3 separate regions of the Mus musculus genome follow, and all the other regions are linked to region 3. Evidence: chromatin loops called from intact Hi-C (ENCODE). Cell type or tissue: left cerebral cortex. All regions are shown on one strand.

Region 1 (2,500 bases), 280 kb before region 3:
AGAAACAGTTCGCCTGTTGACTACACAGGGCTTGTCACTGCCTAGCCACACACAATGTATGAGTGCGTTGGAGATCTGCTCAGACAAAACTCTTCACGACCAGTACAATCTTGACATTCGTTTCCACCCAGTTACTTAGAGTATTTAAAAACACTCAGCTACTTCCACTCAGATCTTTATTATCATTTACGAAGGTGAAAGAGTCAGGTCTCATTAGGAGTGGAAAGGTCTAGAGGTGTATAGCTCTGCCCTGTAATACAAATGAAAGGCACATTGTTCTGGGCCCTGCCAATTAAAATACTAGTAAAGGAGACATGGAACCACGAGCGAATCCATTCATCACCTCTCTCCAGATACAAACTATAAACTGAAAACAAAAGACATCATTTCAGCAGAAAGCATCTTGACCTTGAATAATAGAAAGTCCTAAGAAACTTTATGCAGAAAGAGAAATTATGTTCACCTCTTGCCCTTTGGTAGTTGTTGAGGGAAAAACTTCACATATGATTCCAATTCACATAGAGATGAGCTTATTCAAAGGCACTGAAAGCCGGCTATCGTCATGGGCACTTGGCCTTTCACTCTCCGGTGGAGGTGCTGGTACTTAGAAAAGGAACAGAGAGAGAGAGAGAGAGAGAGAGAGAGAGAGAGAGAGAGAGAGAGAGAGAGAGAGAGAGAGAGAGAGAGAGATGGGGGAGGGGAGGGGGGAAGGGGAGCGGGAGAGAAACAATTATTCTGTTGCACAAATAAGTTTATACTCTAAAATCGTGGCTTGGGCCAGATGGTTCAATACATTAAACAGCTGCTATGGACGCCTGGGATCTACAACCTGTAATGTCTTGGAGGTCTTTGGGACACCTCTGACCAAGAACTCGAGGGAAGGTACCCCACCATTTACGCTGGGGCCATGCTTGCTGAAAAGTACCTTGTTCTAGCAACAGCCTGTCTAAACAGCCTGGGTGACAGTTGTTGCTTCTTCATTAAAAAAAAAAAAACCAGGTCGCTGCAGTAGGTTGGGAGTTGGGGTGTAGCCCAGTAAGGGTAATGTGAGAGATGTGGCATCTGGTGTGTTCTCTAAGAGGACGGTTGGAGGCCGTGGTTGCTTCCTGAGGCAGGGCAGGAATTATAGGTGAGTCAGTCCTAAAACATGGAACAGGGTTGGTTCTCCCAAGTGAGCCTCTCATCACTAGAGTGGTGAGCTGGCTGGTGAGGATGGTGCTGTGGCAGTTCAGTGGCTAAGCAGGCCTTTGGAGACTTGTTTTTTTATGAGTTAAGAAAGCAGGAGACAATAGACAAACAAACAAAAACAAACAAAATGAGAGAATCCGCTCAGTGTTGTCCCTAAAATTTTCTGAGAAACTTACTTCCATTATGTGAATGGTGCTGGCCTGCTTTTCCTGGGCCTCTCTAATGCGGATCATGACAAAGGAAGCCTCCAGCAGTTGCTCCTGTATTTAGACTCCCTGAGCGCAGTGGGCAGACTTCCTTTATATTAATACAAGAGAAGAGACCATAAGGAGACCATTCTTGTTGGAGGACACACCTGGAAATACACTGCCAGCAAGCCCTGCCTGCAGCCTGGGCAGGGCTGCCTACAAGTTATCCTAACCTGGGATGCCTGCAACCCCTGCCCCTCACCGGGACAGCTCTCAGGAGTGCTGCACAGAGGCTGTGGTCTGCCAGAGGTCAGTCAGTGCAAGTGCACTTTCTCTTTTCATAAACGAGCCTGTTTACTTCCTGTTAGTTTTAAAATCCAGTTTTATTAGGCCAAGGTTCTAGGGCCTCTTGGGGACAGCTTCGGCACACTGAAGGTCCCGGAGCTTAGAGGAGGAAGTGAGGGGGCGAAGGAGCTCACGCTGCATTCATTATGCTGGCTTGGCATCTCAGGTGGCCCTAAGCATCCGTTCTGAAAACAGGCTAACGTCCAGAAACAGCATAAAATAAGAAGAAAAGAAAAAAGAGTGAAAGACCTTAAAAGGGACAGTGGATTAAATGAGGTTTAAACTTTCAAATAGAGGGCATAGCTAAAAATAGAGGTTGAGAGTAGAGAGGAGATTTAAAACATGGAAGGCAACATAGTGTAAGCCAATGAGATACAAGGTTAAAGCATGAGAAAACTTATAATCATGTAGGCTGAAAGGACTAAAGCCTAACTCCCATGGGATGAAAAATCCCAAACTAGACTATTCTTTAGAATTAAGGATGTGGATTAGAGAGTCGGATCTGAGAAGACAGGTGAAGGGCTAGAGAAATTAACTCATAGCTGTAGGACTAAAGTGGATTAGGGGAACTTTCATTTAAAAAAATTATGTAAGAGGGAAACAAAAGAGACCCATTTAGAAGCGAGAGAGTGTGGCGGGGGTGTGGGCTCCCTGGCGTCCTCCTGGGAGAGGTGAGATGGAGGTACAGCTGTCTTGAGCCTTCAACACGGAGGGCTCAGGGCATGGGGCTGTCATCCCAGATCCCACAGAAGTGCCTCCAGTTAAAAGCAGCAATACAT
Region 2 (2,500 bases), 290 kb before region 3:
TGCAGCCTGCAAAGGGTACTGCCTCAGCGGCTCTGTGCTTCTGCCCGTCCCAGAAGCTGTCCGGTTCTCTGGCACACCCTCTAACCTGTTCAGACTAATTTCCTAGGTCCCGCGGAGTCCCGGAACCCAGATGGCGACCGCTGCTGCTGAGGCTGAGGCCGCCTCCCAAGCCAGGCGGACACCTGTCCTCTGGTCCGGACGGTGGCCGGCTGTCTGCGGCCCGCCAAGGGTGCTGTCTCAGCGGCTCTGTGCTTCTGCCCGTCCCAGAAGCTGTCCGGTTCTCTGGCGCACCCTCTAACCTGTTCAGACTAATTTCCTAAGTTCTGCTGAGTCCCGGAACCAAGATGGCGACCGCTGCTGCTGAGGCTGAGGCCGCCTGTGTCGAATTTGCTATATCTTACTGTTAGGAGGATATAAGGCAATACTCAAATCAATGGTAGAGGTAAATGCTAAGTCAAGATATCCTTAATTTGCTGGCATTATATTCAATCTAACCTCTGAGTTATAGGAGAAAAATTTCTTAGAGAGATCTAAGAGAACTTTTAGCTCTCAAAATGATCCAAAGTAAGAGTAGCACAAATAAAGAGGGTGGTGTGAAATTGAGTATCTGACTCTAAGGCTCTATTAATACAACACTCAGTTCTCTGCCCAGTAGAATTCTATCATATTTTCAAATTGCCTTTTCCAAATAGTCAAAAGAGAAGCACAAAATAACGAACTTACAAAATGTTTTTGGAAAATATTCTCTCGTTCCAGAGACTATTGGTAATACTAAGGTTCCGTTTTCTTCTAGAGATCTGGAACTTGTATCAGCAGAAAAATTTTTTATAAGCATGCTTACTAACCCACGTATTAATTTAAATTTTAAAAATCAAATTGCGTCCAATGTTATATTGTTTGAGTGTTCAGTTTTTTTTTCTTTTGCTTCGTGCTGACACATTCCTGCCACTGGTAGAAGCCTTTGCAAACAGGGCAGTCCTCTGAAAGCTTTTATGTAATCTGTTTAAATAAATTACTAATCATTTCTAAGCAGGGATAAATGAAAAGTCACCGTGTGACAGATAATTCATAATGGTTATTCTTTTTTTTTTTTTTTTAAAGCAACAACTTGGTTTTTTTCCTTCCTAGCTCGTCAGCCGTCTGGCAGGTTGTTTTCCTGCAGTGAATCAGAATCCACATGCTGGACCATTTGCACCATCTGTTACAGGAGTGTCATGGGGGAGGCGACTCTAGACACCTGGTGGGATGACGTGGAAATGTCAGCTTCAGGGTAAACAGTAGCTCCAGTGATGTAAGACCAAGAGCAAAAGTGGGGGAGAAGATGCAGCCATGCGCTCCAAGGGTGATGCACCTGTTTCTGAACTTGGAGGAAATGTATGCATGCCTGTAAGTATATGAAAGTATGTCCACTGGCATGTTTGGAAGTATGCCTGCAGATATGTTTGGAAGCAGGCATCATGTACATATGGGAGCATGTCTGCAGGCATGTTTGGAAGTATGCCTGCATGTATGGATGGAAGTATGCTTGTGTGTGTGTGTGTGTGTGTGTGTGTGTGTGTGTGTGTGTATACATATGTATTTACATATACCACATGTATATACATGTGGACCTACGCCACACATATATTTACATATATATTATGTATACACACATACACACACATATATATGCATGTTTGTGCGTATGTCTAGATTTTTAAAATTTATTTTATTGGGTATTTATTTCATTTACATTTCCAAAGCTATCCCAAAAGTCCCCCACACGCTCCCCCACCCACTCACCCACCCACCCACTCCCACTTCTTGGCCCTGTCATTCCCCTATACTGAGGCATATAAAGTTTGCACGACCAATGGGCCTCTCTTTCCACTGATGGCCAACTAGGCCATCTTCTGATTCATATGCAGCTAGAGACACGAGCTCTGGGGGGGTACTGGTTAGTTCATATTGTTGTTCCATCTATAGGATTGCAGATCCCTTTATTTATTTTATGTATACGAGTACTGTAGCTGTCTTCAGATACACAAGAAGGCATCAGATCCCATTAAAGATGGTTGTGAGTTGTCATGTGGTTGCTGGGATTGGAACTCAGGACCTCTGGAAGAGCAGTCAGTGCTCTTAACCACTGAGCCATCTCTCCAGCCCATATATCTAGATTTATGTTTGGAAGTTTGCCTAAATATATGTTTGCTGGTACTCTTGCATTTATGTAAACAGGTATGCTTGCACATAAATATGGAATTATGTGTATATACATGTATTCTTACATGTATGGAAATATGTCTGCATATATGTACATATATCTCTATTCATGTTTGGAAGCATGCCTGTATGAAAGTAGGCCTGCATGAAGGCATGAAAATGTGTCCATGTATGTATGTATGGAAGTATGCCCACATGTATTTCTGGAAGTATGCTTGCAAGTGTGTATTTTTAGCATCAGTGACTTTTCAGACTCAAAATGATAGATGTGATTAAGTTCTTGGGAAATGTAAAGGAT
Region 3 (2,500 bases):
GAGCTTCTACTTGGGGGGGGGGGGGGGGCATGTATGTTTTCTTTTATGTTATACACATTCTGCGACCTCATGCCCATTAAAAACTGGCTCAAATATTAAGATAGTGTTTCTTAGCATGCAATACAACCTCTTCAGCGAACTGTTTAAGTGTTAATACTAACATGCAACCACAAAAGCCAGTTAAGATTGGGGCGGGGAGGGTGTGTGTGTGTGCTGAGGTGAGAGGCTAACTGTGTGAAGTCAGTTCTCTCCTTCCATCTTTATATGGGCTCTGGGGAATCCAACTCAGGTTGATCAACAAGCCTCCCCCACCCATTCTATTTTCTGCATTAGTAGGTTCTCAACTAAGACCCTTGAGTTAGAAGTTTCTCATCACCTCTTTTTACACCCCTACTTCCCAGGAACCCAGCGAAGAGCATGTTAAACATGAATGTGGGGCAGGGCTGCACAGCCATTGTCATGTCTTACTCATGGGTACTATTGTGAAAGGAGAAGGTAAGGCATATGCAGCAGCTCTGTGTATGTGTGTGTGTAAGAGAGAGAGAGAGAGAGAGAGAGAGAGAGAGAGAGAGAGAGAGAGAGAGAGAGTGTGTGTGTGTAGGGGGATTAAATGACCCTTTTATAGGGGTACCCTAAGACCATTACATTATGGTTCATAACCTGCAAAATTACAGTTGTGAAGTAGCAATGACACCACATGAGGTGCTCTGTTAAACAGTCGCAGCACAAAGGAGGTTAAGAGCCACTGGCATACAGGATGTCATTGATCCTAACTTCTGGATAGCATGGAGCCTGCACCAAGTAGTATATATTACAGATATACAGAAGATCTGTCTCTGACATTCCGTTCGCTTCACAGCAGATGGAAACAGACAATAAAACAAGAAAAAAGGATGTCTGTGGCCACCGTGACTTTGTCTGACATTGGCTGGCGAGCACACTTCTAGAGCATTCCCTGTATTTTCTTGTTCCTTTAAGGCTTATGTAAACTATCTCTTTATAGCCTCTAACAGATGTTAAGAAATTACATAATGAAAGCTAGATATAAGAGCATTGCTTTATGCAAAGAAAGTGAGTAACTAGGAGGTGGAGATGGAGTGCATTTTAGTATCCCAGGCTCTTCTGGGAAGAATGAAAACCCTACATTCAACACAAAGAAGCCCACGAAACGGTCTTTTTCACAGCACTGTTACTGGAATCTCTTTTTTCATCAAACAATTCAGAGGAGACATGCAGAGTGGATTGTATAAGACAGTTGATTATAAACCAAGGTCGCCCTAAGGGACGAGTGGACAATGGCCATGGGGATCATGACTGAAGAGAACACGGAGATGACAGTGGAGGAGAACAGCAAGGAGACCACAGTGCCAAGCTAGACGCCAAAGTAGATTTTATAGTATTCTCTACTTTTCTAGGACAGACAGTTTTCCTGATGGGCAGTTTTTTTTGTTCAGGTGATATATAGCCCCATTTAAATTGATTTCTAAGAGACCAGATGCTAGAATGCCTTTGTCCTCTGAGAGAAACCATTGTCTCCATCCAGGGATAAAGATTCAGCTCAGAATCTATTCTTTCTTGCTACCTATCTGTGTATTGTATGTATGTATGTATATATGGATGGATGGATGGATGGAAGGATGGATCTATCTATCTATGTATCTATGTATCTATATCTATGTAGCCATGTATTTCTAGATCTATCTGTCTGTCTATTTTTCTATCTATATATGTATGATGTGTGTTTGTGTGTGTGTGTGCACGTGTTCATCTTAGAATGTATCTGGAGATCAGAGGAGACCTTGCAGGAGTTGGTTTTCTCTTTGTCTCAGGTGAGTTCCAGGATCTGCCTTGTGTTGCCAGACTTGACAGCCAAAGCCTTTACCTATGGGCCTTCAGATCGCATTGCTTTGACAAAAAAATCAAGAAAGAAAGAAAGAAAGAAAGAGAGAGAGAAGGGGAGGGAGGGAGGGAGGGAGGGAGGGAGGAAGGAAGGAAGGAAGGAAGGAAGGAAGGAAGGAAGGAAGGAAGGAAGGAAGGAAGGAAGAAAGGAAGGAACCCTCAAACTTCCCAAGAGCCATGTGTTATCAGGAGCTCCAACAATGACCTGACTCCTTCAACCCCCTCTCCTCCTGTGGCATTGAAAGTCCAAGGAGAGGCAGCTGTGCTGGATTTCCCTTGTTTAAAACTAGTGCCTTACCAAGGACACGGGAAGTAACCTGGAAGCAAATATTGGAGAAGAAGTCTAACTATTCTCCATCTACCCTCTATGACCTTCAAGCCTGCTACTTCTAAACGTGCCACCTAAGAGTACTGAGCCTCGAACCCAGAGATACATACATGTTAAACACAGTCTTTAACACTTGATTTGCCTACCTTCACTCCAAAGAAATGACATATTTTTGGTGAAGAAAGAACTGAGGGTTTTTTTTTCCTCTTGCTTCTTTTATGATTGTATTGGGATCTGTTTGAAGAAGGAATACTTAGTTGCCTGCTAGGTGGC

The links. Hi-C counts contacts between places; a loop is a spot of excess contacts. Peaks named below come from ENCODE experiments on the same cell type or tissue, not always from the same donor. Only the 100,000 strongest peaks of a DNase experiment are listed, where the experiment ranks them.
Region 1: it touches region 3 in a loop (3-fold over the local background); 2 of 42 quality-filtered maps call a loop at or near these places.
Region 2: it touches region 3 in a loop (2.8-fold over the local background); 2 of 42 quality-filtered maps call a loop at or near these places.

The regions. Positions count from the first base shown.
Region 1 is chr15:93,878,104-93,880,603 of GRCm38, forward strand. No RefSeq gene overlaps it. Among named protein-coding and RNA genes, the nearest start is that of 9430014N10Rik, 48 kb to the right of the region's middle. In left cerebral cortex, no CTCF peak of the experiment used is centred here; DNase peaks (open chromatin) are centred at 1,068, 1,400, 1,862 and 2,382; H3K27ac peaks cover 1,728 bases.
Region 2 is chr15:93,873,158-93,875,657 of GRCm38, forward strand. No RefSeq gene overlaps it. Among named protein-coding and RNA genes, the nearest start is that of 9430014N10Rik, 53 kb to the right of the region's middle. In left cerebral cortex, no CTCF peak of the experiment used is centred here; a DNase peak (open chromatin) is centred at 1,214; H3K27ac peaks cover 796 bases.
Region 3 is chr15:94,159,948-94,162,447 of GRCm38, forward strand. No RefSeq gene overlaps it. Among named protein-coding and RNA genes, the nearest start is that of Gm41388, 23 kb to the left of the region's middle. In left cerebral cortex, no CTCF peak of the experiment used is centred here; a DNase peak (open chromatin) is centred at 1,023; H3K27ac peaks cover 1,759 bases.